Regions from separate parts of the Homo sapiens genome. Here region 2 is linked to region 1. A link is a contact called in ENCODE Hi-C or POLR2A ChIA-PET data. All regions are on one chromosome and are shown on one strand. Each heading gives the region's core, a stretch centred on a gene start or an enhancer-like site at or near the end of the contact. The rest is flanking DNA. Distances are from core to core; before and after follow the strand shown.

What was found. Hi-C counts contacts between places; a loop is a spot of excess contacts on that map. ChIA-PET counts read pairs that join two places held with the same protein, here RNA polymerase II (POLR2A). Pooled maps may share reads with other maps.
Region 2: a loop to region 1 is called in a pooled map, with 5 times the contacts of the local background. The contact joins the promoter of MYL6 here to the promoter of ANKRD52 in region 1. A Hi-C loop is called at or near these places in 3 of 37 single-sample maps with no recorded cell type and 11 of 50 pooled maps. POLR2A ChIA-PET finds 5 or more read pairs at or near these places in 11 of 52 experiments (A549, AG04449, BJ and 7 more).

What each region holds. Positions count from the first base shown.
Region 1 is chr12:56,255,158-56,259,657 of GRCh38, forward strand. ANKRD52 (ankyrin repeat domain 52) reads right to left here and starts at 3,227. Exons shown (of 28, transcript NM_173595.4): 1 at 3,086-3,227; 2 at 2,671-2,754; 3 at 2,126-2,204; 4 at 1,858-1,928; 5 at 627-827. The coding sequence starts at 3,112. RefSeq lists enhancers at 1,237-2,229, 2,536-2,585, 2,666-2,715 and silencers at 2,776-2,845, 2,866-3,415, 3,426-3,485.
Region 2 is chr12:56,156,709-56,160,924 of GRCh38, forward strand. MYL6 (myosin light chain 6) reads left to right here and starts at 1,651. Exons shown (of 7, transcript NM_021019.5): 1 at 1,651-1,696; 2 at 1,976-2,003; 3 at 2,879-3,022; 4 at 3,267-3,440; 5 at 3,535-3,612; 6 at 3,918-3,962. The coding sequence starts at 1,694. The coding sequence ends at 3,946. It overlaps MYL6B (myosin light chain 6B), which reads left to right. Exons shown (of 8, transcript NM_002475.5): 6 at 760-837; 7 at 990-1,027; 8 at 1,174-1,274. The coding sequence ends at 1,018. It overlaps MYL6B-AS1 (MYL6B antisense RNA 1), which reads right to left and starts at 1,517. Exons shown (of 3, transcript NR_186043.1): 1 at 1,475-1,517; 2 at 926-1,237. RefSeq lists enhancers at 650-759, 2,770-2,839, 2,880-2,949, 3,920-4,216 and silencers at 1,380-1,549, 1,920-2,099.

The DNA.
Region 1 (4,500 bases), core at 1,977-4,476:
AGAGTCTCTTCAGGTGATCTGGTGGTTCTTAAACTCTTTTTTTTTTTTTTTTTGAGACAGTCTCGCTCTGTTACCCAGGCTGGAGTTCAGTGGCATGATTTCGGCTCATTGCAAGCTCCGCCTCCCGGGTTCACGCCATTCTCCTGCCTCAGTCTCCCGAGTAGCTGGGACTACAGGCGGCCGCCACCACACCCGGCTAATTTTTTGTATTTTTAGTAGAGACAGGGTTTCACCATGTTAGCCAGGATGATCTCGATCTCCTGATCTCATGATCCACCCGCCTTCGCCTCCCAAAGTGCTGGGATTACAGGCGTGAGCCGCCGTGCCCGGCCGGTTCTTAAACTCTTGTAAGTCTTTGCAAATGTGCTGAAAGACATGGACTCTCTTCAGAAAGGCGTGTATGCAAATATTTTCCACGCAAAATCCAAGGTTTTATCAACCTCCTGAAGTCCAAGTTAAGAATTTTAATCTAGTCTGACCATTCATTTAGTGCTTCAGCTTAAGTGTTTATATAACCATCCGGGCTGCTTCTCCTTCAGGCTTGAGGGCCCAGAAGCAGGGAAACGTGAGTAGGAAGGTAAGAAAAGGGAAAGCCCCAGCTGGGCCTGGATGGGAACAGTCCTCACCTCAAGATGCCCACTATGCACTGCATGGTGCAGAGCACTGCGCCCGCTCCTGTCAGCCACGTTGAGGCTGCTCAACAGGGGTGCCAGAGCCTCAGCACACTTGGTGGCCCGGTTGGCAGCAGCCACATGCAGTGGTGTCTGCCACAGCTTGTCCCGGGCATTCACATCTGCTGAATGTGCCAGCAGCAGCCCCAGCACCTTCTGTTGAGGGGCAGGGGACAAAAGAGAGAGTGGGAGCAGGAGGTAAAACAACAGGAAATGGAAGGAGGAATAGGTCAGCATAGCATCTACAGCCCCTTCCCCAGCACAGAATCTCTTCTCATTTTTCCAACATACCTAGCCTCTGAATACCTACTTTCCATCTTCTGGATCTTCTTAGAACTTAAGCTCTTCCTTACCTTGCTGATTAAAACAAGGACCCTTTGCTCTTCTTCAAGCCACCTGACTCGCCAACTTAGACCCTGAAAATCTTCACTCACACATACATCCATTCCCAAACAAATCCACATGTGGAGATCCACACATCCCAACCCCCTACTACTTCTAGGAAAACTAAATGCTCTTGCTACATCTTGCCCTGAACACCCTCTTTAGCCTTCTCATAGGCACCAAAATTATTTTCAGTATCTCAGTAAGCAAACAGATACTGGTTCGTTTGCAAAACCCGAGCTAAAATGCCCCTCCTAACCACCACCCACCTCATTCCCACTGGCCTCGGCCCCTCCCCCTGGTGGCTGGAGCCAGGGAAGTGATGAACTGAGGAGGAGGTCCCCCTTTCCCTGTCTTCAGGGCTGATGGGAATAGGATAAAGGACCCAACTGATGAAATATGTTTGGCCCCTGTGCTGTCAACTTTCAAGCTGCTTGAGGGCCAAGGATGCAACAGATTACTATACCCATCCTCCATCACAAGGAAAAGAAATCTCAGTGCCCAGAGGGGGATCAGACTCAAGGTGGCCCCCCAGGGAGGGATGAGTCACTCAGGCCTGGCAGCAGGGCCCCCGCAGTCTGCCAGCCCAGTGTTAAGCTCTTCCTGAGTCACATCAGCTGGCAGCACTCAACCCCCTTACTGGCCAGTTCTAGGGGTAGGAGGAAGGGGCCAAGATTTGATCTCCTCACTACCTGGGGTAGAACAGCTTGTAGGGCTGAGGACTGAGGCTCCTTAACCCTTAACCCCCACCTTTAAGCAACTTATCCTTTTTGAAAGGGTAATAGAAGGTGGGGGTGCATACCTCGTTTCGGGAGGCAGCAGCACGATGAAGAGGGGTCAGCCACAGTGTGTCCTTAGCATTGACATTAGCACCTGTGGGGATATAATTTCCTATTTTGATGGAAGGTGGGGAGGAGGTATGAAGGAAGCCAGTAATCAGGCCAGGAAATCTGAATGGAGCTGGAGCCTCGCCTGGACCAAGCCGGGGAGAGCAATCCTTGAATATCAAAAAAGACTCCTCCCCTCCCTTCGCTCCCTATGTGCCACACCTTCCAGCTCCCCACTTTCACCTGACATCAGTAGCAACTGGAGGATGGGGACATCGCCTACGTAGGCAGCAGCATGCAATGGAGTTCGCCTCTCTTGGTCCTGGGAAGGCAAAAAAGAGCAGGGAGTATGGGCGCGGGGTAAGGGGGCTATCAAGGACCCCAGCCCAAGTCTCAGAGCTCCAGGCCCTTCCCCACAACCTCTTCCCATAGTTTCTGCAGCGTCCTAAGTCCCGGTATTGGGAGTCAAAGGCAAGCACCTAGGGAGGGTGGAGTCAGGGCCAATGGGCTGAGAAGCCGGCTCCTTTTTCCAGGAGGGGTGGGGGCGCTGCAGACTCCGGAGGTTGAGAAGAGAACAACGTTCCTGGGCATTCCCAGCCCAAGTGATCTGGGCTTCAAGCCTGACCTGCTCTCCATCCCCAAATGCAGAGTAGGCTTTCACTCCAGGATGGAAAGAACTGCGGCCTCATCTGAGCAGAGGAGACACGGAGCCGCCCCACCGGTGGGGAGGGGTCCAGAACACGGGAGCCAGGATTCCGGTCTCGCCATCCTCCCTGCTCCCAACTCACCAGCACATTGATGTTCTCCTTCTGCGAGAGTAGGGAACGCACTTCCTCCACATCTCGGCTAAAGATGGCCTGGACCAGGGGCGGCTGCAGAGAGAACCGGCATTCTGAGAGCGGGCTGGAGCCGGAGCGGAACCGGTGTGGGGGTGGGGGTGGGGGAGCACCTAGGTTTGAGTGGGGGGCGTCCGTGGAGGGGCTCCACTCTAGGGATTCTGGCTGGAGCGAGCTCCCGCGGTGCCTCCGCCGGTTGCCAGGTCCCCAAGGACACCGGCTCGGTTGAGGGGAGCGCGGCATGGGGCGGGGCGGGAGCTGCGGGAGCCCCGGGCTCAGGCCCAGCCTAGGCCGCACATCCCCGGGCTCGCGTGACGGCAGCGCCGAGCCCTGGAAGGAGGAAGCGGGAAAGGGCAGGAGGGCTGACCTGGTCCGTGATGCTGAGGATCCCCATGGCTCGGCCCGGGCTCCGTCCGCATCGAGCTCCCGGCGGCGGCGGCGGCGGCTCCACCGGGGACACGGAGCGGCCCAGGCGGCGGCTGCGGTGGCGGCTGCAGGGAGAGCGCGGCCCCGCCTACCGGGGGGCGGGCGAGTTGGAGGCCGCAGCGCTCCCTGGCGGCCGTCCTGGTCCCGGCGCTCCCCGCGCAAACGGACCCCGGCCGCAGCGCCCTCCGCCCCACCCTGGCGGCCCCAGCAGCCCCTGCACCCCCGAACTCGCGCGCCGGCTCCCCGGCTCACGCAGCTGGCCGCGCTGTGCTCTCCGCTCCAGTCTGGCGGCCCAAGGGGTTCCCCACAAGACCCTAGCGGAAACCTGGGCCTTAGTCCCGCGGTGCTTCCCAAACTGAGGACCGAACGGCTGGCCAGATCTTACCCAGCCCACAATGCTCCCGCCCGAGCTAACTCCTCCCGTCAGCGATTCCACACCCCGAAATCCCCCACAGACTAGGAGGAACTGGCGGGTGGAGAACTGGGAATTATGTATGGCAATAGCCCCAGAGGGAGGGAAAGCGTGTATCTCCACTGGCGGAGGCGTGAGTTCGGTAGAGAAGAAATAGCAAAAGTGCTCAAACTGCAGAGAAACCCCAAGGAGGATTCTACTGCAGAAAACACCCACAAAGAGGCCATGACAACTGGCAGCTGGAAAAGGCCGCCAAGACCAACAGAAGGGGCATTTTCCAACTCCTTACTGATTCCATTGCAAGGTTAAAGTGGAAAACACTCAACAATTTCTCCCCAGAACAGCCTGTGGCGCTTCCCCTCCTCCAATGGAGAGGCCAGAGAGCCGTCAATTAGAGAAGAAATGAATGGAGGTCATCTCAACCCAGAAACGGAAAAAGGAGGAAGACGAAAAGTGGAGATTGAAAAATTGATACAATTTATAAAAGGTGATCCAGGGTCCTGTTCAGAGTTTCACAACTCAATACACATTGAAGAGAACACGAAATGGACGAAGTGCAGCATGCTGGCGTCCTGTCAAGGCTTTATATATAAAAATCCTCCCTTGAGGGGAGAGGAAAAAAATTAAAAAATAAAAATACATTTTATTTTATTTTTTGAGATGGAGTTTCACTCTCGTCCCCCAGGCTGGAGTGCAGTGGCACGATCTCGGCTCACTGCAACCTCCGCCTCCCGGGTTCAGTGATTATCCTGTCTCAGACTACCAAGTAGCTGAGACTACAGGCGCCCGCCACCCTGCCCGGCTAATTTTTTATTTTAGTAGAGACGGGGGTTTCACCATGTTGGTCAGGCTGGTCTCGAACTCCTGACCTCAGGTGATCCACCTGCCACGGCATCCCAAAGAGCTGGGATTACCGGCGTGAGCCACCGCACCCGGCGAAAATA
Region 2 (4,216 bases), core at 401-2,900, 100 kb before region 1:
GAGACCAGCCTGGGCAACGTAGTGAGATTCTATCTCTATTTAAAAAAAAAAAAAGTACAAGGCTGGGCGTGGTGGCTCACACCTGTAATCTCAGCATTTTGGGAGGCCGAGATGGGCAGATCATTTGAGCTCAGGAGTTCGAGACCAGCCTGAGCAACATGGCAAAACCATGTCTCTACAAAAAAATTTAAAAATTAGCCAGGCGTGGTGGTGCACGCTTGTAGTCCCAGCTACTTCGAAGGCCGATGTGAATCACTGGAGCCCAGGAGGTGGAAGTTGCAGTGAGCCATGATGATGTCACTGCACTCCAGCCTGGGTGACAGAGGGAGACCCTATCTCAAAAAAAAAAAAAAAAAATTACAATTGTTATGTTTATATTGTTGTTTACAAAAATATATGGAAAAAGCCAGGCGCGGTGGCTCACGCCTGTAATCCTAGCACTTTGGGAGGCCGAGGCAGGTGTATGACCTGAGGTCAAGAGTTTGAGAGCAGCCTGCCCAACATGGCGAAACCTCGTCTCTACCAAAAATACAAAAAATTAGCCGGGCGCCTGTAATCCCAGCTACTCGGGAGGGTGAGGCAGGAGAATCGCGTGAACACGGGAGGCGGAGGTTGCAGTGAGCCGAGATCGCTCCGCTCCACTGCACTCCAGCCTGAGCGACAGGAGCGAAACTCCGTCTCAAAAAAAAAAAGGAAAAGCGTGGCCTGGGTGAGTGAAGGAGGGAAAGGAGGGCCTCAGACGTTGTGTCTGGGATTCAGGAGAGAAGATGACTGAGGAGGAGGTGGAGACCGTTCTGGCAGGACACGAGGACAGCAACGGCTGCATCAACTACGAGGGTGAGGGGACAAAAAAGCGGGAGCGGGGCCGAGGGAGGAGGGCAGCCTGGCGTCTTGCCGCGTGTGGGCGGGGGCACCCCTGGATTACCTAGAGTCAGATGTATTATCCAAAGGCCTGCTTCTGAAGCCCCTCTTGCCTCCTCTCTCTGCAGCCTTCTTGAAACACATCCTAAGCGTCTGAGTGCTGCAGGTAGGGCCCTCCCACCCCTTCGCCGCGCCTTACGAGGCAAGTCTCCCGCCCTTCTCTCAGCCAACATAGAAAAGCAGCGGAGTTCATTCTGCTGTCCGGTTGCTGCACGGGCTCCAGCGCTTCGCAACTTTGGTTTTTTTCCACAGATCCAGTGGGGTCCGGACACTGGGCCCCGCAGGCGAAAGCACGTTCCAGCCACCAGGAGGCCACCTATTGTTTCAAAATAAAGACTGGGTTCCTCTCTTGGTTTCAGACTGCTATTTTTTTCATGGTTGGGGGAGCAGCGGGAGACGGGGAGGGTGCTAGGAGGAGAGGGCGGGAAAAGAGGGCTCTCTCCTCTTCCAATCCTCTGATCTTCCTGCTGTTGGGAGGTGCAGATTCATTGTGCCCCAGCCCACGTCCCCCCACGACCCCCGCCCCCCCACCTCCCCCCACGACCCCCCCCACCTCCGAGCGGGTTCTGTGCCCAGGTGGCGCTGGAGAAAGGAACAGCGGACCCCGCCCAAGTCATTACTAATGTAGCAATCGTCTGCATAAACCCAGGCCACGGTTCCTATTGGCTGAGTCCTCTGAGGGTGACGTCATCGGGACGTACTAAGACTAGGGTTGGGCCGAGAGTCGGAGCCATTACTGCAGGAAAAGGTCCCGGAGAGCTGAGCAGTCAAGATGGTGGGGCCCAGGTCTTGGGAGACGGGCAGGATTGGGGACGAGAGGCAGGAAGAGACGGGTGGGGGGCGAGGAGAAGGCAGGGGTAGGAGGCAAAGGGAATCTGAGGACCCGAAAGGTTGGAGGTGGGGTTGGAAAGACTGGGGCCCTGCGGGGAAGCGAGTCTGCAGCCTGAAACAGGAGTTTGTGGGTCAGAGTTTGTGGGTCAGAGTTTGTGGGGCTGGGATAGAAACTCGGGGGATTGGCGTTCAGATGCTGACCACTTCCCTCTTCTCTGAGCAGTGTGACTTCACCGAAGACCAGACCGCAGGTAGGTTATCTCTGATCCCTACCGAGGTCACCCTTAGGGAGAGGGACACCCTCCCCCCAGCACCTATCCTCTAATCTTAATCTGTCATCTCTTTAGCACCCCCATGAGATTACCCCCTGGATTATTTTCTCTTCTTCTGGATCCTCCATTTTCTTTTCTCACTTTCTTCCTCCCTCCCCTTCCACTCTAGATCTGATCCCAAGCACTGGGTGAGTTTTAGGTGGTGTGGGTATGTGAAAAAACTTGGTCACTTAATGCCTGCTGTGTGTGGGGTCTCGGGAGGGTGTATAAAGCTGCCTGCTTTCCTTTGTCCTTTAATCAGCTACTTCTGCCTCTTTTCTCCTCTTGTGATAACTGTCCCCGCCCTCCCAGCTTGCAGTTGTGAAGATTGTAGAGCAGTGACCTGATATTCTGTGCAGATGGGGACAAGACAGGGGAGTTTGCTAAGGATATGACTGTAGCTATACCCTCTGGAAGTTCTCTTTATACTGGAGGGGTGCGAAGTGGCAGGTTGGGATGACCCTAGTCCCAGGCTGCTGCTCCCACTTCCTTATAAGGACAGGACTGAGACTGGGCGGTGGCGAATTCCTGCCCTGAGAAGTGTAGTAGCAGCAGTGGAGATTGGCAGGCCTGCCGCAGGCAGAGGGGTTGTGTAAATGGATGTTACCAGGCTGCCAGAAGGGGAGGAAGCCTCTATATAGAACACTTGAGTTGGGAGGAAGAGAAATAGAGCCCTCTTAAGTAGACTTTGGTGTACAGTTTGGTGCAGATATCTCGTTTCCTCAGCATGATCAAAGTTGAATGGGCAGCAGAGCTCTGAGGTAGGGTTTGGATTAACCCTCAAATCCTGTGTTGACATTCATCTGAATCCTCAGAGTTCAAGGAGGCCTTCCAGCTGTTTGACCGAACAGGTGATGGCAAGATCCTGTACAGCCAGTGTGGGGATGTGATGAGGGCCCTGGGCCAGAACCCTACCAACGCCGAGGTGCTCAAGGTCCTGGGGAACCCCAAGAGTGATGGTGAGGGGCCTAAAGAACAACTCCTCAGTGTGGTCATGGGCCCACAGTTCTTCAGCTAAGAGCTTCCCTTTATCTTCATAGGCCCCAAACTCAAGCAAGTCTGGATTAGCAAATCCCATGGATTTCCTTGCTTTTAGTGGGGAGTCATCTGTCATCTCTCTGTTCAGTTGAGGTCTCTATAATCCCCTGTCCTGAGAACTTGTGTTACTTCTCTGGCCTGACACTTCCACCTCCTTTATGGCAGAGATGAATGTGAAGGTGCTGGACTTTGAGCACTTTCTGCCCATGCTGCAGACAGTGGCCAAGAACAAGGACCAGGGCACCTATGAGGATTATGTCGAAGGACTTCGGGTGTTTGACAAGGAAGGAAATGGCACCGTCATGGGTGCTGAAATCCGGCATGTTCTTGTCACACTGGGTAAGGTTCTGTGTCCTTGTCCTTGAGCTGAGATGGCACCCTGAGGTACCTCACTTGTCACCCAATTCCAAAAATGCTTTCTTTCCCCCTGCAGGTGAGAAGATGACAGAGGAAGAAGTAGAGATGCTGGTGGCAGGGCATGAGGACAGCAATGGTTGTATCAACTATGAAGGTAAGAGGTGAACTGCGCTTTCTCAGAGAAAGCAGCCATATGGGGCAGGTCAAGTATAGTGTCTGGGGCTTTCCCTATCCCTGGACTTGGGCTCCAAAAAGAGCCAGGAGGCAAGGTGCAGGGCCCTGCCCAGCCCAGCCCAGGAGTGGGAGGTCAGGGCGGTATAACAGGAAAGGAAGGGGGTAGTATTGTAGAGGGTGGGAAGGAATGAGAAGTGAAATAATGGAATGTCTGTCCCCACTGCCTGACCCCTCACCCCATGTCTTTGTCTTGTCTTCACCATGAATGTCTCTTCCTTCCTGCAGCGTTTGTGAGGCATATCCTGTCGGGGTGACGGGCCCATGGGGCGGGTACGGCTCCTCCCAGCCTCTCCTCTAGTTGATCTCCCCAGTGTTTCTTTTTTCCCCAACCTGTGCTCTTTATCCCCTGCCCTTACCCTACTACCATCTGACTTCCTCCTGGCATGTTTCTGCATGGAGCTGACTAGGGAGGGGAGGGATTCCTCAAAGAGGAAGACAACCTGGGGGTACAGTACCTCCTTACCTCTAGAATGGGCCCTGAGGTTTTACTTATGCGGCCCTGGGTGCTGGTGTCTGGGAACTCT